Linked DNA regions of Homo sapiens: region 2 is linked to region 1. A link is an interaction called in ENCODE POLR2A ChIA-PET data of the cell type or tissue named here. Cell type or tissue: PC-9. All regions are shown on one strand. Each heading gives the region's core, and the rest is flanking DNA. Links, peaks and the distances in the headings are about the cores only.

Evidence for each region. ChIA-PET counts read pairs that join two places held together with the same protein. Peaks named below come from ENCODE experiments on the same cell type or tissue, not always from the same donor. Only the 100,000 strongest peaks of a DNase experiment are listed, where the experiment ranks them.
Region 2: POLR2A ChIA-PET joins it to region 1 with 18 read pairs; 2 of 35 experiments call an interaction of 5 or more read pairs at or near these places.

Annotation. Positions count from the first base shown.
Region 1 is chr14:24,044,979-24,055,877 of GRCh38, forward strand. It overlaps CARMIL3 (capping protein regulator and myosin 1 linker 3), which reads left to right and starts at 7,031. Exons shown (of 40, transcript NM_138360.4): 1 at 7,031-7,215; 2 at 8,731-8,825; 3 at 9,110-9,160; 4 at 9,264-9,323; 5 at 9,418-9,533; 6 at 9,733-9,830; 7 at 10,088-10,158; 8 at 10,259-10,332; 9 at 10,565-10,640; 10 at 10,723-10,811. The coding sequence starts at 7,176. It also overlaps the pseudogene DHRS4L1. RefSeq lists silencers at 6,824-7,123, 7,394-7,483, 7,504-7,673 and an enhancer at 7,689-8,388. In PC-9, for the core only: no CTCF peak of the experiment used is centred there; no DNase peak of the experiment used is centred there; H3K4me3 peaks cover 1,169 bases; H3K27me3 peaks cover 2,538 bases.
Region 2 is chr14:23,965,297-23,976,736 of GRCh38, forward strand. It overlaps DHRS4 (dehydrogenase/reductase 4), which reads left to right. Exons shown (of 8, transcript NM_021004.4): 4 at 466-536; 5 at 636-687; 6 at 987-1,121; 7 at 1,915-1,970; 8 at 3,461-3,983. The coding sequence ends at 3,575. It overlaps LOC124903290 (a long non-coding RNA gene), which reads right to left and starts at 1,775. Exons shown (of 2, transcript XR_007064084.1): 1 at 1,514-1,775; 2 at 1-1,409. It also overlaps a transcript of DHRS4L2 not described here. RefSeq lists a silencer at 4,719-4,768. In PC-9, for the core only: no CTCF peak of the experiment used is centred there; no DNase peak of the experiment used is centred there.

The DNA.
Region 1 (10,899 bases), core at 2,900-10,899:
ACTGTGTAGCCCAGGCTGGAGTGCAATGGCACCATCTCGGCTCACTGCAACCTCCGCCTCCCAGGTTCAAGCGATTCTCCTGCCTCAGCCTCCTGAGTAGCTGGGACTATAGGCACCCGCCACCACACCCAGCTAATTTTTTGTATTTTTAGTAGAGACGGGGTTTCACCGTGTTAGCCAGGATGGTCTCAATCTCCTGACCTCGTGATTCACCCGCCTCGGTTTCCCAAAGTGCTAGGATTACAGGCGTGAGCCACCACATCCGGCCTTAGAGGGTCTTGCCTCAACATTGATGGTGGCTGACTTAGGGTGGTGTTGCTGAAGGCTGGGGTGGCTGTGGCAATTTCTTCAAATAAGACAGCAGTGAAGTTTGCCACATCAGTTGACTCTTCCTTTCACAAAAGATTTCTCTGTAGCATGCAAGCCTGTTTGATAGCATTTACCCACAGTAGAACTTCTTTCAAAATTGGAGTCAATCCTACAAACTCTACCACTGCTTACTCAACTAAGTACATATCATATTCTGAATCCCGTGTTGTGATTTCAACAATGTTCATGGCATCTTCACCGGAAATAGATTCCATCCCAAGAAACCACTTTATTTGCTTATCCGTAAGAACCAGCTCCTCAGCCATCTACATTTTGTCGTGAGATTGCAGCAATTCAGTCCCATCTTCCAGCTCCACTTCTAGTTCTCTTGCTATTTCCACCACATCTGCAGTTCCTTCCTCTGATGCAGTGTTGAACCCTTCCACGTCATCCATGAGGGTTGGAATCAACTTCTTCCAGACTCCTGTTAATGTAGATATTTTGACCTCCTCCCATGAATCACAAATATTCTTAATGGCATCTAGAATGGTGGATCCTTTTTAGAAGGTTTTCAGTTGACTTTGCCCAGATAAATCAGAGGAATCATTATCTATGGCAGCTACAGCCTTACAAAATGTATTTCTTAAATAACAAGTCTTGCAAGTCAGAATTACCCCCTGATCCATGGGCTGCAGAATGGATGTTGTGTTAGCAGGCATGAAAACAACATTAATCTCCTTGTACATCTCCATCAGAGCTTTTGAGTGACCAGGTGCATTGTCAATGAGCAGTAACAGTTTGAAAGGAATCTTTTTCTGAGCAGTAGCTATCAACGGTGAGCTTAAAATATTCAGTTAACCATGCTATAAACAGATGTGCTGTTATCCAGGCTTTGTTGTTCCATTTATAGAGCACAGGCAGAGTAGATTTAGCATAAATCTTGAGAGCCCTAGAATTTTCAGAATGGTAAATGAGCATTGGCTTCAACTTAAAGTCACTGGCTGCATTAGCCCCTAACAAGAGAATAAGCCTGTCCTTTGAAGTTTTGAAGCCATATTAACAATAAAGCTGTTTTGCTTTCTTATCATTTATGTGTTCACAGAAGTAGCACTTTTAATATCCTTCAGAGATTTTTCCTTTGCACTCATGATTTGGCTACTGGTGCACACGGCCTAGCTTTCAGCCTGCCTCAGCTTTCAATATGCCTTCCTCACTAAGCTCAATTATTTCCAGCTTTTGATTTAAAGTGTAAGATGTGTTACTCTTCCTTTCACTTGAACACCTAGAGGCCATTGTAGGGTTAATAATTGGCCTAATTTCAATGTAAATGTGTCTCAGGGAATATGGAGGCCAACAGAGAGGGAGAGAGATGGGAGAAGGGCGGAGCAGTCAGAACACACAACATTTTTCCATTAAGTTGACCTTCTTTTCTGGGTGTGGTTTGTGGTACCCCAAAACAATTATAATAAAAACACAAAAGATCACAGATCACCGTAACAGACGTAATAATAATGGAAAAGTCTGAAATATTCCAAGAATTACCAAAATGTGACCCAGAGACAAACTGAGCACATGCCATTGGAAAAATGGCTCCAATTAGCACAGGGTTGCCATGAACCTTCAATTTGTAAAAGACGCAATATCTGCAAAGAGTAATAAAATAAAGTGTGCCTGTAACTTTTCTTTTAGTTTATATATTATTTTAAATATCACAGTACATCAAATCCAAACATAATAGCTGATCCTTGATTGAACTCTGGACTTTAAAAAAAAAAAACCACATTTCGGGGACAATTGAGGCCAATATATTAGATAAAATTATCATCAATGTCAAACTTCTTGGGTGTGATAATGGATTATGGTTGTGTAAAAGAACATCCTTACTCTTTGGGAATGTATGCTAAGTATTTAGGGATAGAGCATTCTAATATCTGCAACTAAGTTTATTTATTTTAATTTTTTTTATTTATTTTTTGAAATGGAGTCTCGCTTTATTGCCCAGGCTGGAGTGCAGTGTTGCGATCTTGGCTCACTGCAACCTCCACCTCCCGGGTTCAAGCTATTCTCCTGTCCCATCCTCCTGAGTAGCTGGGATTACAGAAACATGCCACCACGTCTGGCTAATTTTTGTATTTTTAGTAGAGAAAAATTGGTGAATCTAAGTGAAGGATCTCTAGATTCTCCTTGTACTTCTATTTCCAATTTTTCTGTAAGATTGAAATATTTTAATATAAGCAGTTGTCTAGAACAATGTAAACAGGGTCATACATTTGTTTTAGATTATGGATGTGGGGATTCTGATTGTAGCCATCCCCCAGCTTCCCCAGAAGGTGCCTCCTCGTGCTCCCACTTTCTAACCATGCCTAGCCAGACAGTCCACCCTAGAGGACCAATAGCATCTCATTCCCTAAATGCAGAAGCCAGAGAAGTGCTAGAACAACCCCAGGTATCCAAGGTCAGGCCACATTTTCCCTGAGAAGCATGGCCTACTCTAGGGCAGGTCCAGAAGGCTGACAATTCCAGACTTTCCCTACTTTGAAAAAACAGAGAAAACACAGCTCAAATCCGAAGGAGCCCTGAGGATTTAGGCTCCTTCTGGGCCAAATCATACTTGGCTGGTTATGAAACTAGATGAACCAGGCTCCATTTTTGCTCACCTGAACCTAATGTATCATTATCTAGCTGAGCAGCTGGTGAGAGCTACTTCTCCCTGAACCTCAGTTGCTTCATGTGTAAGATACAGGTATATCATCCTAAGATCTTCGTCAGCTTTGACAAACATCCTAGGAACCCATTCTAACTCCTCATTGCCATGTCTCCTCCAGTGCTCTACACTCATGTTGTTTCCCCTTCTTCTTTTGGCTTCAGAATCTGGACATTAATGGGAAGGCCCTAGCCCTAATGATAAAGGCAGTGGTGCCAGAAATGGAGAAACGAGGGTACAGAGAGTGAGAGAGAGCCTGGGTGAGATGGGACCCCACACAGGCTGAGGGCAGTGGTCCACACTGGGAAGACGGTCAGCTCTCTTCTTTTTCCAGGGGTGGTTCAGTGGGGTTCCTGGCCTCTGTAGCAGCCTTCAGGCCACTTCCTGTAAGAACCCTTTTGATTGCCCTTTCCATCCCATCCTCCACTCCACATCTTTCCACCCCTCCTATTACCCAAGGAAGTTTGTGTCCCCTTGTAGAATCACACCACCAAGTCCCTGCCCACAAAATAGATGCCTTGCCTCCACAAACCATAACCTAGGGGAGATTTAGCCACAAGACAGTTCCCTAACTCTGCCCCTCCCTTACAGGAGATCCCTATTGAGCACTGCCCTCTATGTCTAGTTATTAGAACCAAGAATGACCTGGAAACTATGAGTCTAACACATTCTCTTCTTTCTCCAGGGCTTCAGTCCTTACAATGTCAGTAAAACAGCCTTGCTGGGCCTCAACAAGACCTTGGCCATAGAGCTGGCCCCAAGGAACATTAGGGTGAACTGCCTAGCACCTGGACTTATCAAGACTAGCTTCAGCAGGATGGTGAGGAAGGGGAGCTTTGCATCCCACTGGGACCCCTTGAAAGGCATCCATCTTCTTGGACAGGGAAACCCAGTACCTGAGTCCTGAGCTCTCAACCACTCCATTCTCCTTCCCTGGTCTTTTCCATATTCACTCTCTGTACCAGCTGCCCTATACAAGCCACACTCCTATCACACCTTTCCTGAGGTGCAGAGTGGAGACTGAGATATTCACACTCTACTCACACTGTTTCCTCTCTCCTTACATGGATGAGAATTGGAGAGACACAGCAAAATGCATCACTAGAACCTGAAACAAATGAAACAGATGAGGGCAGTGGGGAGAGCTGGGAGCTAGAAAAAAATAGGAAGTGAAAGAGGGAAGTCTCTCTCCCCATCCCTCCTCTCAGTTGCCATGAGGATGGGCAGTTTCTTCCCTTTCTGTTCCTCACTTTCCTCTTCTTAAACATAAAGAGATTTCCCTTCTTCCTGCAGCTCTGGATGGACAAGGAAAAAGAGGAAAGCATGAAAGAAACCCTGCGGATAAGAAGGTAAACTGTCATACGGGCAAGGGCACTAAGAGACATGAAGATGGGAAGGTCTGGTCCCTAGCAGCCCACAGCCCGCTGTCTCAGTCCCACAGATAACACAGGCAGGCTCTCCTCTGCCTCACAGACCACGAATTCATAAACACTATCACTACAGTGACCTGAGCAAGAAGTCAGCTTCCCTTTCCAAAGGTAAACACAGAGACATCGGGGTTTCAGCAGTGCAGAGCTCTCGGAGAAGCCCTGAGTCCTCTCTCCACCTGGGGGATTGCCTCCACCTCTGAGCATCCATGGAGACCAGGGACTATAACCAAAACCATGCTTTTTTAGTCCCCTTGAATAATGACACATGTTTACAAAACTCAGGTTGATGATCTACAATCCAAATGAAAAGAATGAAGAGTTTTACTAAGCCCCAAACTCCCCTTGCCTAAGGAGTTACTTTCTTCCCCAGTGAGCTGGGTGAACTGTTCAAGCACCTTTGTCGGGCTCCCTTTCCTCTAAGTTCCCTGCCTCTCTCTACCTTCTGGCTTCTGGGCACTATCTAGTTTCTCCATCTTGTCCCTCAAGGACAAATGCCAGCAATGCCTAATTCCGTACTGGTCCAGACATCCCAAATCTTCCCAAAGCCATTCTGATGTCAGGCATGAGCTACAGGCCTAGTTCATAACTCATTAATAAGTCAGGGGATTGTCAACCTAGAGCTCCAGTGAATGATCTAGCCCATGTAGCTCAATACTGGATGCACATTAGAATCACCTGGGGAGCTTTTTAAACTGCAGGTGCTCAGGCCCCACCCACTCCCAAAGATTCTTTTTTAATTGGTCCAAGGTAGGACTTGACCATCTAGGGTTTTGTTTTTCTTTGTCTTTTCTTTTCTTTTTTTGTTTAAGCCTCTCAAATGATTGCAAGGTACAGCTAGAATGGAGAAGCATTAATTCAGCCCTTCTAGGTTTGAGTTACTCTGCCCACCTCTAGAGCATTCTATGGCAGGCAGATTAAAGTGTCTCCTAACTATGCAGTCACTGATAAAATAAGAATTAGCACATTCTCACCAAATGATCCTGACTTTAAGGGACAAGTATAGATTCCTGAAAAAATTGTCTCTAAGTTGAACCTGTACAAATGGAATCATTTTAAACACACCATTTACTGTCACACAGACTCCCTGATACTTTAGTGTGTGCACATGTGAAACCATTTTTTTGAAGTATGAAATAATTACTATTTTACCTGTATAACTTTGGATTTTGGTGTCCTGAGCTCTCTAAAAAACAGTGTCTCTATAGTATTTGAATATTATGGGTAATGGTTTTTGCAGAGTACAGTATGCTTATACTAAATTATAACAGCATATCCTCATGGTAACCCTATTTGATAGGCGGAAAGTTTGTACACTGATCCTGAAAAGTTATCTGATAATTCTTGATTAAGCAAATTTCATTCCCCGTGTCCCAGGTGAGGGAGGCAGACCTGTTTGATTTTTACTCCCTTCCTTGCTTCCCCTATTCCCCAGGTTAGGCGAGCCAGAGGATTCTCTTGGCATCGTGTCTTTCCTGTGCTCTGAAGATGCCAGCTACCTCACTGGGGAAACAGTGATGGTGGGTGGAGGAACCCCGTCCCGCCTCTGAGGACCCGGAGACAGCCCACAGGCCAGAGTTGGGCTCTAGCTCCTGGTGCTGTTCCTGCATTCACCCACTGGCCTTTCCCACCTCTGCTCACCTTACTGTTCACCTCATCAAATCAGTTCTGCCCTGTGAAAAGATCCAGCCTTCCCTGCCGTCAAGGTGGTGTCTTACTCGGGATTCCTGCTGTTGTTGTGGCCTTGGGTAAAGGCCTCCCCTGAGAACACAGGACAGGCCTGCTGACAAGGCTGAGTCTACCTTGGCAAAGACCAAGATATTTTTTGCCCAGGCCACTGGGGAATTTGAGGGGAGATGAGAGAGAAGGAAGCTGGAGTGGAAGGAGCAGAGTTGCAAATTAACAACTTGCAAATGAGGTGCAAATAAAATGCAGATGATTGCGCGGCTTTGAATCGAATCGACGTTTTCTCAGTGCGGGGTGCTTAGCTGAGCAGAGAGCAGAAGTCTGGCCAGGCTGGATCTCTGGATCCCCCAGCCCTCCTCCCTGTCTCCAGGACCTGAGCGTGATGTTCAGGGGTGGAGGTGTCTGCAGAGCTGCCAACTGGAAGGAAGGTGGGACAGGAACTCCCAGGACGCCACGGGGATCCCCGAGGCAGGGCGAGTCGGGCGAGGGTGGGGAAGGAGGAACTCTCTAACACCTCCCCGCCCCTCGCCTCCCAGATCCAGCCATGCCCTCTCCCAGCATGGCCCTAGGTCCCGAGTCAGCAAGGACAAGCTGGAGGGGTCCTGAGCCGGTGGGGAATAGAGAAAGGCCCTGCAAGGTGCCCGGGCCCACAAACAAAAGAAATGGCTTCTGCCCACGGGCCCGAGGATTGAGTAGATGGAAAGCGGGGACGCTGCCCCCCGCCCCGAAGGCCCGGACACCGGGCGACGCACACCGGCCAGCTCACGCGGGAGCCAGCGAGAAGGGTCGGCGCGAGCGCGCGCGGGGTCTCACGCGGCTCGGCAGCGCGGAGCGCATGCTCAGTCCGGCAGCTCTCCCTGCTGGGCGGGGGAGCCGGCGCTCCGAGGCGGGGGGAGGAGCGCTCAAGCAGCCGCCCCTGACCGGAGCGGGCTCGGCCGCTGCTGCAGCGCTCAGCGCCCGGGCCCTGCTGAAGCCGGGTCTAGCATGTGCCGCGGCTCCCCGGCGGCGGCGGCGGCTCCTCTGCAGCAGCCTCAGCAGCAGCGGCCGCCATGGCCAAGCCCAGCGTGGAGCTCACCCGCGAGTTGCAAGGTACGAGGCTGCCTCGGTCTCTGGGACGCCCCGTCCGGGAGCATCCCAGACCCAGCGCGTTCCTCCCCGTGGTGCATCCCAGCCCGGTGTCTCACACCCCTCACCCCATGCATCCTGGCTCCAAGGCAGCCCCTGCATTCCAGTCCGGGCATCGCTGTCCCCGGAGCATCCTCCGCTGCCTGCCTCGCCTCACCCGGTCGGGACCTTCCTGTCCCGGAGCCGCCCGTCCCGCCCTTCGGTGACAGGTGCAGTTCCCTGGCGCTCCCTGGGGCTGACTCTCGGCGTTCCTAGCCCACCCTCGGCGAAGCGTCCAGTCTCCCATCCGGAGAGTCCCCGCTTCCCCGCCGGGCGGGGCCAAGCCCGCCCCTCCCTGCGATGGGAGCTGCCCCTGGTCCTGACCGCTGCGTGGCTTAACACCCTCCCTCCTCCCGGCCCCGCCCCGGAACTGGCCCTGAAGAGCCCCTTAGGAGCTGGGCAGCGCCCAGGCCAGTGGGGCAAAGAAAGGAGTCAGGGAAGAGGCCCTGGATTGGAGCTAAAACCAAGAGCAGGAGGGTCTCTGAGGCTCGCCTCCCACAGCCCCGTCCCAGCCTGCTTCCTTCTCGCTACCCACCACCCACACATCAAGGCTTCTCCCGTTTGCATGGTTCTCAGACCTAGCCCAAACCCAGGCCCGGCCACCCAGCACTGCCACAACCCTGACCCCCAGAGACGGGAGCACAGGCTAGCCCACGCAAAGCGCAGGATGCTCGTGGATACTCAGAGGCATGCTGCGCCGTGGCAATCTCCCACACCTGCACACACACACAGCACAATCATTAGACGTGTGTAAACACATCTTCACAGAGATGGCACCCCAGCACACGCGCGTGCACACACACACACACACACTATATCTGGGTGGTTCTGCCAGCAGATGGGTATGGGGCTCATTTAAACATTAATTCTTCTCCCCGCCCAACACACACAGAGGAAGTGTCTGGCTCTGTGCCCCTTCCACAGCATACTCATTCACACTTACCTGTCCCCACCAATGCCACACTCAGGCTCCCTGACATCTCCAGGAGGCATGCACACTCTCATAGTAAAGGCAGACACTCACACCCGGACCACCTAGAATATAGTCAAAGGGACACCCCACACCCCCACACAGTGACTCACTTTGTATGTGTCAATGGCTGTTGTAGTGCATGGGTTGGAAAAATTCTTCACACCCTCAGAAGTGTGAGACACACCCTCCCACAGACAGTCAGCAACCGTCCCCTGACTCAGGGACATCAGGAGCCGGAGTTTTCTCCACACCCTACTCCCTCTCTAATAGGAAGAGAAAAGTCAAAAAAGAGACAGTGTGAAAAGTCACCCAAGAAGGAATGCCCTCTGTCCCTGTCCTCCCTTCTTTGTCTCTCTGTTTCTCTCTTATCCCATTTGACCCTGACCCTGCCTCTATCTGGAGAGCTCTGGGAGGTGGGGGTGGCCAGGGTAAGGTGAAGCTCTGAGCAGGCTCCCACCCCCCCTCAGACAGCATCCGGAGGTGCCTGAGCCAAGGGGCCGTGCTCCAACAACATCATGTGAAGTTGGAGACAAAGCCCAAGAAGTTTGAGGACCGAGTGCTGGTGAGGGCACTGGGCATGTGGGGAGGGAGGAGGTGGCTGGCAAGGGCAGCTGGCCAGTAGAGGGCAGGGAGCCGGGAGGACAGAAGAGACAGAAGTGGGTGGACACTGAGGAGACAAAACCTGGGGGGAGGAGGCAGGGCTGGACTGTGTTGATGTCCAGAAGTCTAGGGTAGGGCATCGGGTTGGGGAGACACTCCAAGAGCAGAGCTGAAGGGCTTAAGGAGGGCAGGGCCACCAAGGCCCAGCAGCTGCCATGAGCTGCCGATTTTTTCCTCTCTCTGTAGGCCCTGACCTCCTGGCGCCTCCACCTCTTCCTCCTTAAAGTCCCGGCCAAGGTGAGTTGGGCTGAGGAGCAGGAGAGCACCTGGCATGCTCCCTACCTCCCAAGCCTGGCAACCCAGGTCCTTACCAGGAGCTGAGCATCTCCATCCCTCCTAGGTGGAGAGCTCCTTCAATGTCCTGGAGATCCGTGCCTTCAACACGCTCAGTCAGAATCAGGTGAGTACCAGGGCTTTGGGCCCCACTACTGGGCCAGCTGGAGGAGGGAGCAGAGAGGAGGGAGTCTGAGGCTCTGACGCTTCGTCTCCCCCAGATCCTGGTGGAGACGGAGCGTGGCATGGTGAGCATGCGACTGCCATCAGCTGAAAGTGTGGACCAGGTGACACGACATGTGAGCTCTGCCCTGTCCAAGGTCTGCCCTGGCCCTGGGTGAGTGGCAAATAAGGGGTCTCTTAAGGCATTAGATGAGAGGGAGAGTTCATCCCTTCCTCCTTCCCCTGGGCCAGGGCTGAGAAGGAGAGCTCTCATGTCCCCACTCCTGGTTTTTCCTGGGATGCAGGAGCTATAACGTGGGAAGAACTGAGAGCCTCTTTCCAGCCCTCTCTGGAATGACTTGTTTCTTTTCCAGGTGTTTGATCCGGCGTGGAAACGCAGACACCCCAGAGGGGCCCCGAGATACATCCCCCAACTCTGAGACTTCCACATCTACCACCCACAGTGTCTGCGGTGAGCAGGGGCAGATGTGAGGAAAGTAGGCGCTCCACCATCTTGCCCCATGATCAGAGCCCTTTGTGCACAGGGTGTTGCCTGGGCGGGCGGGCTTTGCCTGCCTGAAGGACTCCCAGCTCCCAGACCTCAGGAAGTTCATGGCATAGCAAGAACCAAGAGCACTGGCACATAAAGTGACCTTGACTGTTCTTGAACCCCAAGCCTATTCCCCATCTCCTTACCCTCATGGAATCAGCCTATCTCCTGCCCCACAGGTGGCTTCTCTGAGACCTACGCTGCTCTGTGTGACTACAATGGGCTACACTGCCGTGAGGAGGTTCAATGGGTATGTTGGGCAGGGACCCCATAGGGAACAGGTGGGACCTGGAGGGAAGGGGCTAAGAAGGAAGTGGGGAGCAGGTGTGAGCCAGTTCCACCTCTCCAAGGATGTGGACACCATCTACCATGCTGAAGATAACCGGGAGTTCAATCTTTTGGATTTCAGCCACTTGGAGAGCCGGTAAGCAGATGGGGCAGAGACTCCACCCTCAAATTCCCAAATTCAGCCCAACCCCAGCCCTTCCCAGGAGTGCCCTTCTGGTCCCACAGCCCCAGCTCTATCTCCCCAACTCCATCCCATCCCCATCTACCCATTTAGGCCTTCCCCAGCCCAACCACCCTATCCTTGGTCTCTTCTTTTCTGACCCAACCACCTGCTCACCACTTTCCTGCCCCCTTCCATATCCCCACAGAGACTTGGCCCTAATGGTAGCAGCCCTGGCCTACAACCAGTGGTTCACCAAACTCTACTGCAAGGACTTGCGGCTGGTAGGAACTGGGAGGGGCTGGTGAGGTGGGAGAAGTAGTGCCCCCCTTGGCCCCTGATCACAAGACCCCCCTCTGTCCTCAGGGCTCTGAAGTGCTAGAACAGGTGCTACATACCCTAAGCAAGTCGGGGAGCCTCGAAGAGCTGGTGCTGGACAACGCCGGGCTTAAGACGTGAGGCCAGTCTCCTCCTTGGGCAGTAGTGCACCCTTGATGTAGTTTTAGGGTCCCAGAACCTCAGAGCATGATGCAGGCCTCTGGA
Region 2 (11,440 bases), core at 868-8,867, 82 kb before region 1:
ACTCCCTAAGCCCAGAAGCCAGAGAAGTGCTAGAACAACCCCACATATCCAAGGTCAGGCCACATTTTCCCTGAGAAGCATGGCCTACTCTAGGGCAGGTAGTCTAGGGCAGGTCCAGGAGGCTGACAATTCCAGGCTCTACCTACTTGGAAGAAACAGAGAAAACACAGCTCAAATCCAAAGGCCCCTTCTGGCCCAAATCATACTTGGCTGATTATGAAACAAGATGAACCAGGCTCCATTTTTGCTCACCTGAACCTAATGTATCAATATCTAGCTGAGCAGCTGGTGAGAGCTACTTCTCCCTGAACCTCAGTTCCTTCATGTGTAAGATGCAGGTATATCATCCTAAGATCTTCGTCAGCTCTGACAAACATCCTAGGAACCCACTCTAACTCCTCATTTTTTCATGCCTCCTCCAGTGCTCTTCACTCATGCTGTTTCCCCTTCTTCTCTTGGCTTCAGACTCTGGACATTAATGTGAAGGCCCCAGCCCTGATGACAAAGGCAGTGGTGCCAGAAATGGAGAAACGAGGGTACAGAGAGTGAGAGAGAGCCTGGGTGAGAGGGGACACCACACGGGCTGAGGGCACTGGTCCACAATGGGAAGATGGTCAGCTCTCTTCTTTTTCCAGAGGCGGCTCAGTGGTGATCGTGTCTTCCATAGCAGCCTTCAGTCCATCTCCTGTAAGAACCCTTTTGTCTACCTCTTCCATCCCACCCTCCACTCCACATCTTTCCACCCCTCCTATTACCCAAGGAAGTTTGTGTCCCCTTGTAGAATCACACCACCAAGTCCCTGCCCACAAAATAGATGCCTTGCCTCCACAAACCACAACCTAGGGGAGGTTTAGCCACAAGACAGTTCCCTAACTCTGCCCCTCCCTTACAGGAGATCCCTATTGAGCACTGCCCTCTATGTCTAGTTATTAGAACCAAGAATGACCTGGAAACTATGAGTCTAACACATTCTCTTCTTTCTCCAGGGCTTCAGTCCTTACAATGTCAGTAAAACAGCCTTGCTGGGCCTGACCAAGACCCTGGCCATAGAGCTGGCCCCAAGGAACATTAGGGTGAACTGCCTAGCACCTGGACTTATCAAGACTAGCTTCAGCAGGATGGTGAGGAAGGGGAGCTTTGCATTTGACTGGGACCCCTTGAAAGGCATCCATCTTCTTGGACAGGGAAGCCCACTACCTGAGTCCTGAGCTCTCAGCCACTCCATTCTCCTTCCCTGGACTTTCCCATATTCCCTCTCTGTACCACCTGCCCTATACAAGCCACACTCTTATCACACCTTTTCTGAGGTATAGGCTGGAGACTGAGGTATTCAGACTGTACTCACACTGTTTCCTCCCTCCTTACATGGATGAGAATTGGAGAGACGCAGCAAAATGCATCACTAGAACCTGAAACAAATGAAACAGATGAGGGCAGTGGGGAGAGCTGGGAGCTAGAAAAAAATAGGAAGTGAAAGAGGGAAGTCTCTCTCCCCATCCCTCCTCTCAGTTACCATGAGGATGGGCAGTTTCTTCCCTTTCCGTTCTTCACTTTCCTCTTCTTAAACATAAAGAGATTTCTGGGTGGGGTGGCTCATGCCTGTAATCCCAGCACATTGGGAGGCCGAGGCGGGCAGATCACGAGGTCAGGAGGTCGAGACCATCTTGGCTAACACGGTGAAACCCCGTCTCTACTAAAAATACAAAAAATTAGCCGGGCGCAGTGGCGAGCGCCTGTAATCCCAGCTACTCGGGAGGCTGAGGCAGGAGAATGGCATAACCCGGGAGGCGGAGTTTGCAGTGAGCCAAGATAGCGCCACTACAGTCCGGCCTGGGCAAAAGAGCAAGACTCCGTCTCTAAAAAGAAAAAGAAAAAGAAAAAAAAAACATAAAGAGATTTCCCTTCTTCCTGCAGCTCTGGATGGACAAGGAAAAAGAGGAAAGCATGAAAGAAACCCTGCGGATAAGAAGGTAAACTGTCATGAGGGCAAGGGCACTAAGAGACATGAAGATGGGAAGGTCTGGTCCCTAGCAGCCCACAGCCCGCTGTCTCAGTCCCACAGATAACACAGGCAGGCTCTCTTCTGCCTCACAGACCACGAATTCATAAACACTATCACTACAGTGACCTGAGCAAGAAGTCAGCTTCCCTTTCAAAAGGTAAACACAGAGACATCGGGGTTTCAGCAGTGCAGAGCTCTGGGAGAAGCCCTGAGTCCTCTCTCCACCTGGGGGATTGCCTCCACCTCTGAGCATCCATGGAGACCAGGGACCATAACCAAAACCATGCTTTGTTAGTCCCCTTGAATAATGACACATGTTTACAAAACTCAGGTTGATGATCTACAATCCAAATGAAAAGAATGAAGAGTTTTACTAAGCCCCAAACTCCCCTTGCCTAAGGAGTTACTTTCTTCCCCAGTGAGCTGGGTGAACTGTTCAAGCACCTTTGTCGGGCTCCCTTTCCTCTAAGTTCCCTGCCTCTCTCTACCTTCTGGCTTCAAGGACAAATGCCAGTAATGCCTAACTCTGTACTCGTCCAGACATCCCAAATCTTCCCAAAGCCATTCTGATGTGAGACATGAGCTGCAGGCCTGGTTCATAACTCATTAATAAGTGAGGGGATTGTCAACCTAGAGCACCAATGAATGATCTAGCCCATGTAGCTCAATACTGGATTCACATTAGAATCACCTGGGGAGCTTTTTAAACTGCAGGTGCTCAGGCCCCACCCACTCCCAGAGATTCTTTTTAATTGGTCCAAGGTAGGACTTGACCATCTGGGCTTTTGTTTTTCTTTGTCTTTTCTTTTCTTTTCTTTTTTGGTTTAAGCCTCTCAAATGATTGCAAGATACAAGTAGAATGGAGAAGCATTAATTCAGCCCTTCTAGGTTTGAGTTACTCACTCTGCCCACCTCTAGAGCATTCTATGGCAGGGAGATTAAAGTGTCTCCTAACTATGCAGTCACTGATAAAATAAGAATTAGCACATTCTCACTAAATGAACCTGACTTTAAGGCACAAGTATAGATTCCTGAAAAAGTTCTAAGCTGAACCTGTACAAATGGAATCATTTTAAACACACCATTTACTGTCACACAGACTCCCTGATACTTTAGTGTGTGCACATGTGAAACCATTTTTTTGAAGTATGAAATAATTGCTCACCATTTTATCTATATAACTTTGGATTTTGGTGTCCTGAGCTCTCTAAAAACCGGTGTGTTTCTATAGTATTTGAATATTATGGGTAATAGTTTTGCAGAGTACAGTATGCTTATACTAAATTATAACAGCATATCCTCGTGGTAACCCTATTTGATAGGCAGAAAGCTTGTACACTGACCCTGAAAAAGCCATCTGATAATTCTTGATTAAGCAAATTTAACTCCCTGTGTCCCAGGTGAGGGAGGCAGAACTGTTTGATTTTTACCTCCTTCCTTGCTTCCCTTATTCCCCAGGTTAGGCGAGCCAGAGGATTGTGCTGGCATCGTGTCTTTCCTGTGCTCTGAAGATGCCAGCTACATCACTGGGGAAACAGTGGTGGTGGGTGGAGGAACCCCGTCCCGCCTCTGAGGACCGGGAGACAGCCCACAGGCCAGAGTTGGGCTCTAGCTCCTGGTGCTGTTCCCGCATTCACCCACTGGCCTTTCCCACCTCTGCTCACCTTACTGTTCACCTCATCAAATCAGTTCTGCCCTGTGAAAAGATCCAGCCTTCCCTGCCGTCAAGGTGGCGTCTTACTCGGGATTTCTGCTGTTGTTGTGGCCTTGGGTAAAGGCCTCCCCTGAGAACACAGGACAGGCCTGCTGACAAGGCTGAGTCTACCTTGGCAAAGACCAAGATATTTTTTCCCGGGCCACTGGGGAATCTGAGGGGTGATGGGAGAGAAGGAACCTGGAGTGGAAGGAGCAGAGTTGCAAATTAACAACTTGCAAATGAGGTGCAAATAAAATGCAGATGATTGCGCGGCTTTGAATCCAATTGACCTGTTCATTTCTCAGTGTTGGGTGCTTAGCTGAGCAGAGAGCAGAAGTCTATTCAGGCTGGATCTCTGGATCCCCCAGCCCTCCTCCCTGTCTCCAGAACTTGAGCGTGATGTTCACGGGTGGAGGTGTCTGCAGAGCTGCCAGCTGGAAGGAAGGTGGCACGGGAACTCCCAGGACGCCACGGGAATCCCCGAGGCAGCGCGAGCCCGGAGAGAGTGGGGAAGGATGAACTCTCTAACACCTCCCCGCCCCTTGCCTCCCAGATCAGGCCAGGTCCTCTCCCCGCATGGCCCTACGACCCGAGTTCCCTCCCGAGTCAGCAAGTACAAGCTGGATGGGTCCTGAGCCGGTGGGGAATAGAGAAAGGCCCTGCAAGGTACCCAGGCCCACAAACAAAAGCAATGGGTTCTGCCCACGGGCCCGAGGATTCAGTAGAAGGAAAGTGGGGACGCTGTCCCCCGCCCCAAAGGCACTGACACTGGGCGACACACGCTGAGCCTCTCACGCCGACGGGCCTCTCACGCCGGAGCCGGCAAGAAAGGTCGGCGCCAGCCCGCGGGCTCTCAGGAGGCTCGGCAGCGCGACGCGCATGCTCAGTCGGGCAGCTCTCCGGGCCGGCGTGGGAGCCCGCGCTCCAAGGCCCGGTGGGGGGAGGGGCGCTCACGCAACCGCCACTGTCTGGAGCGGGCTCGCCTCTGCGGCAGCCCTCACCGCCCGGGCTTTACTGAAGCGGAGTCTAGCATGTGCGGCTGCTCCACAGCGGTGTGGGTGGCGGCGGCTCCTCTGCAGCAGCCTCGGCAGTAGGGGTCAGGGTGGCCAAGCCCACCGTGGAGCTCATCTGAGAGTTGTAAGGTACGGGACTGCCTCGGTCTTTGGGACGCCCCGTCTGGTAGCATCCCAGATCCAGCACGTTCCTTCCGGCCCTGCACCCCGGCCCGGTGCCTCACACCCCGCTACCCCAAGCATCCAGACTCTAAGGCAGCCCCTGCATCTCAGTCCTGACATCGCTGTCCCTGGAGCATCCTCCGCTGGAGCTGGAGCTTGACAGGTAGGGTGGAGAGGGCGGTGGGGGGCGGGGGGCCGAAACTGCATCAGTTAACGGGGCCGTGGGGGAGGGAAGTCCTCCATTGCTAAGGCTTCAGTAGGCGTTCTATGATCACAGTGTAAACAAAGCTGCAGGGAAGCTCTAACTGGGCGGAACCCACCGCAGCTCAGCAAGGCCTACTGCCTCTCCAGATTCCACCTCAGGGGCCAGGGCATATCTGAACAAAAGGCAGCGGACAGCTTCTGCAGACTTCAGTGTCCTTGCCTGACATCTCTAAAGACAGCAGTGGTTCTCCCAGCACGGAGTTCGTGCTCCGATAACGGACAGACTGCCTCCCCGAGTGGGTCCCTGACCCCCATGTAGCTTGACTGAAAAACACCGACCAGTAGGGGCGGAGAGACACCTCATACAGGTGGGTGCCCCTGTGGAACAAAGCTTCCAGAAGAAGGATCAGGCAGCAATATTTGCTGTTCTGCAGCCTCCTCTACTGATACCCAAGAAAATAAGGTCTGGAATGGACTTCCAGCAAACCCCCAAAGACCTGCAGCTGAGGGGCCTGTTAGAAGGAAAACTAACAAACAGAAAGGAATAGCATCAACATCAGCAAAGGACAGCATCAACATCAGAATAGCAAAGGACATCCACACTAAAACCCCATCCATAGGTCACCAACATCAAAGACCAAAGGTAGATAAAACCACAAAGATGGAGAGAAACCAGAGCAGAAATGCTGAAACTTCCAGAAACCAGAACGTCTCTTCTCTTCCAAAGGAATACAAGTCCTCACCAGCAAGGGAACAAAACTGGATGGAGAATAAGTTTGATAACTTGACAGAAGTTAAGCTTCAGAAGGTCAGTAATAACAAACTACTCCCAGCTAAAGGAACATGTTCTAACCCATTACAAGGAAGCTAAAAACCTTCAAAAAAAGGTTAAACGAATGGCTAACTAGAATGAAGAATGTAGAGAAGAGCTTAAATGACCTGATGGAGCTGATAACCACAGTACAAGAACTTCATGAAGGATACACAAGCTTCAATAGCTGATTCAATCAAGTGGAAGAAAGGATATCAGTGATTGAAGATAAAATTAATGAAATAAAGTGAGAAGACAAGATTAGAGACAAAAAAATAAAAAAGAAACATTCAAATTCAGGAAATACAGAGAACATCACAAAGATACTCCTTGAGAAGAGCAACCCCAAGACACATAATTGTCAGACTCAGCAAGGTTAAGGGCAGCCAGAGAGAAAGGTTGGGTGACCAACAAAGGGAAGCCCATCAGACTAACAGCAGATCTCTCAGCAGAAACCATACAAACCAGAAAAGAGTTGGGACCAATATTCAACATTCTGAAAGAAAAGATTTTTGAAACTAGAATTTCATATCCAGCCAAACTAAGCTTCGTATGTGAATGAGAAATAAAATCCTTTGCAGACAAGGAGATGCTGAGAGATTTTGTCACCACCAGGCCTGCCTTACAATAAGAGCTCCTGAAGGAAGCACTAAACATGGAAAGGAACAACGGGTACCAGCCACTGCAAAAACATACGAAATTGTAAAGACCATTGATGCTATGAAGAAACTGCATCAATTAATGGGCAAAATAACCAGCTAACGTCATGACAGGATCAAATTCACATATAACAATACTAACCTTCAATGTAAATGGGATAAATGCCCCAATTAAAAGACACAGACTGGCAAATTGGATAAAGAATCAAGACCCATATGGTGTGCTGTATTCAGGAGACCCATCTCACATGCAAAGACACACATAGGCCCAAAATGAAGGTATGTCTGGAATTGGTGGGTTCTTGGTCTCACTGACTTCAAGAATGAAGCTGCGGACCCTCGCGGTGAGTGTTACAGTTCTTAAAGGCAGCGTGTCTGGAGTTTGTTCCTTCTGATGTTCAGACATGTTCAGAGTTTCTTCCTTCTGGTGGGTTCGTGGTCTTGCTGGCTTCAGGAGTGAAGCTGCGGACCTTCGCAGTGAGTGTTACAGCTCTTAAGGCAGCATGTCTGGAGTTGTTCGTTCCTCCTGTCTGGAGTTGTTCATTCCTCCTGGTGGGTTCGTGGCCTCACTGGCCTCAGGAGTGAAGCTGCAGACCTTCACGGTGAGTGTTACAGCTCATAAAGGCAGTGTGGACCCAAAGAGTGAGCAGCAGCAAGATTTATTGCAAAGAGTGAAAGAACAAAGCTTCCACAGTGTGGAAGGGGACCCAAGCGGGTTGCTACTGCTTGAAGGGGTGGCTTGCCCCTCCACACCTGTGGGTATTTCTAGTCAGGTGGGACAAGAGACTGAGAAAGAGAAATAAGACACAGAGACAAAGTATAGAGAAACAACAGTGAGTCCAGGGGACCGGCGCTCAGCATACCAAGGACCTGCACCGGCACCGGTCTCTGAATTCCCTCAGTTTTTATTGATTATTATCGTCATTATTTCAGTAAAAAGGAATGTAGTAGGAGGGCAGGGTGATAATAAGGAGAAGGTCAGCAACAAACGTGAGCAATAGAATCTACATCATAATTCAGTTCAAGGGAAGGTACTATGACTGGACGTGCACGTAAGCCAGATTTATGTTTCTCTCCACCCAAACATGTCGGTGGAGTAAAGAATAACAAGGCAGCATTGCTGCAAACATGTCTCGCCTCCCACCATAGGGCAGTTTTTCTCTCATTTCAGAATTGAACAAATGTACAATCGGGATTTATACCGAGACATTTAGTTCCCATGGGCAGGCAGGAGACAGTGGCCTTCCTCTATCTCGACTGCAAGAGGCTTTCCTCTTTTACTAATCCACCAGAGCACAGACCCTTTATGGGTGTCAGGCTGGGGGACAGTCAGGTCTTTCTCATCCCATGAGGCCATATTTCAGACTATCACATGGGGAGAAACCTTGGACAATACCCTGCTTTCAAGGGCAGAGGTCCCTGTGGCTTTCTGCAGTGCATTGTGCCGCCAAGGCCACACCCACCCAGAACTCGTGCTGGCCTGCAAGTGCTGCGCACAGCCCCAGTTCCCGCCCATGCCTCTCCCTCCACACCTCCCTGCAATCTGAGGAAGCCAGCTCCAGTCTCAGCCAGCCCAGAAAGGGGCTCCCACAGTGCAGCGGCGGGCTGAAGGGCTCCTCAAGCGTGGCCAGAGTGGGTGCTGAGGCTGAGGAGGTGCCAAGAGTGAGCGAGGGCTGCCAGCACACTGCCACCTCTCAAAGGGATGGAGGAAGATCTACAAAACAAATGGAAAGCAAAAAAAAGCAGGGATTGCAATCCTGGTCTCTGATAAAACAGACATTAAACCAACAAAGATGAAAGGAGACAAAGAAGGCCATCACATAATGGTAAGGGGATCAGTTCAACAAGAAGAGCTAACTATCCTAAATATATATGCACCCAATACAGGAGAACCCAGATTCATAAAGCAAGTTCTTAGAGACCTACAAAGAGGCTTAGACTCCCATACAATAGTAATGGGAGACAGTAACACCCCACTGTTAATATTAGACAGAAAACATGACAAAATTAATAAGGATGTCCAGGACTTGAACTCAGCTCTAGACCAAGTAGGCCTAATACACATCTACAGAACTCTCCACCCCAAGTCAACACAATATACATTCTTCTCAGCACCACATCACACTTATTCTAAAATTGACCACATAATTGGAAGTAAAACACTCCTCAGCAAATGCCAAAGAACAGCAATCACAACAAACTGTCTCCCAGACCACAGTGCAATCAAATTAGAACTCAGGACTGAAAAACTCACTCAAAACTGCACAACTACATGGAAACTGAACAACCTGCTCCTGAATGACTACTAGGTAAATAACAAACTGAAGGCAGAAATAAACATGGTCTTTGAAACCAATGAGAACAAAGACACAGTGTAGCAGAATCTCTGGGACACATTTAAAACAGTGTGTAGAGGGATATTTACAGCACTGAATACCCACAAGAGAAAGCAGGAAAGATCTAAAATCAACACCCTAACCTCAAAATTAAAAGAACTAGAGAAGCAAGAGCAAACAAATTCAAAAGCTAGCAGAAGACAACAAATAATGATGATCAGAGCAGAACTGAAGGTGATAGAGACATTAAAAAAAAAACCTTCAAAGGATCAATGAATCCAGGAGCTGGATTTTTGAAAAGATCAACAAAATGGACTGCTAGCAAGACTAATAAGGAAGAAAAGAGAGAAGAGTCAAATAGACACAATAAAAAATCATAAAGGGGATATCACCAGTGATCCCACAGAAATACACACTACCATCAGAGAATACTATAAACACCTCTATGCAAATAAACTAGAAAACCTAGAAGAATTGGATAAATTCTTGGACACATACACCTTCTGCAGACTAAATCAGGACGAAGTTGAATTGCTGAATAGACCAATAACAGCTTCTGAAATTGAGGCAATAATTAATAGCCTACCAAACCAAAAAAGTCCAGGACCAGATGGATTCATAGCCGAATTCTACCAGAGGTACAAAGAGGAGCTGGTACTATTCCTTCTGAAACTATACCGATCAATAGAAAAAGAAAGAATCCTCCCTAACTCATTTTATAATGCCAGAATCATCCGGATATCAAAGCTTGGCAGAGACACAACAAAACAAAGAAAATTTTAGGCCAGTATCCCTGATGAACATCAATGCAAAAATCCTCAATAAAATACTGGCAAACCGAATCCAGCATAAGGATGCATTCTCTCACCACTCTTATTCAACATAGTATTGGAAGTTCTGGCCAGGGCAATCAGGCAAGAGGAAGAAATAAAGGGTATTCAATTAGGAAAAGAGGAAGTCAAATTGTCTCTGTTTGCAGATGATTTCACCGTATATTTAGAAACCCCATGATCTCAGCCCAAAATCTCCTTAAGCTGATAAGCAACTTCAGCAAAGTCTCAGGATACAAAATCAATGTGCAAAAATCACAAGCATTCCTATATGCAAATAATAGACAGAGAGCCAAATCATGAGTGAAGTCCCATTCACAATTGCTACAAAGAGAATAAAATACCTAGAAATCCAACTTACAAGGGATGTGAAGGACCTCTTCAAGGAAAACTACAAACCACTGCTCAAGGAAATAAGTGAGGACACAAACAAATGGAAGAATATTGCATGCTCATCGATAGGAAGACTCAATATCATGAAAATGGCCATATTGCCCAAAGTAAATTATAGACTCAATGCTATCCCCATCAAGCTACCACTGACTTTCCTCACAGAATTGGAAAAAACTACTTTAAATTTCATATGGAACCAAAAAAGAGCCAGTATAGCCAAGGAAATCATAAGCAAAAAGAACAAAGCTGGAGGCGTCACACTACCTGACTTCAAACTATACTGCAAGGCTACAGTAACCAAAACAGCATGGTACCGGTACCAAAACATATCTAGACCAATGGAACAGAACAGAGGCCTCAGAAATAATGGAACAGAACAGAAGCCTCAGAAATAACACCACACATCTTCAACCATCTGCTCTTTGACAAACCTGACAGAAACAAGCAATGGGGAAAGGATTCCCTATTTAATAAATGGTGCTGGGAAAACTAGCTAGCCATATGTAGAAAGCTGAAACTGCATGCGTTCCTTACACCTTATACTAAAATTAACTCAAGATGGATTAAAGCCTTAAATGTAAGACCTAAAACCATAAAAACCCTAGAAGAAAACCTAGACAGTACCATTCAGGACATAGGCATGGGCAAAGACTTCATGATAAAAACACCAAAAGTAATGGCAACAAAAGCCAAAATAGACTAATGGGATCTACCTAAACTAAAGAGCTTCTGCACAGCAAAAGAAACTATCATCAGAGTGAAAAGGCAACCTACAGAATAGGAGAAAATTCTTGCAATCTATCCATCTGACAAAGGTCTAATATTCAGAATCTACAAAGAACTTAAATAAATTTACAAGAAAAAAAATAACCCCATCAAAAAGTGGGTAAAAAGTATGAACAGAAACTTCTCAAAAGAAGACATTTACACAGCCAACAGACATATGAATAAATGCTCATCATCACTGGTCATCAGAGAAATGCAAAGCAAAACCACAATGAGATACCATCTCACAACACTTAGAATGGCAACATTAAAAAGTCAGGAAACAATAGAAGCTGGAGAGGATGTGGAGAAATAGGAAGGCTTTTAGACTGTTGGTGGGAGTGTAAATTAGTTCAACCATTGTGGAAGACACTGTGGCCATTCCTCAAGGATCTAGAACCAGAAATACCAATTGATCCAGCAACCCCATTACTGGATATCTACCCAAAGGATCATAAATCATTCTACTATAAAGACACATACACACATATGTTTATTGCAGCACTGTTCACAATAGCAAAAACTTGGAACCAACCCAAATGCCCATCAATGATAGACTGGATAAAGGA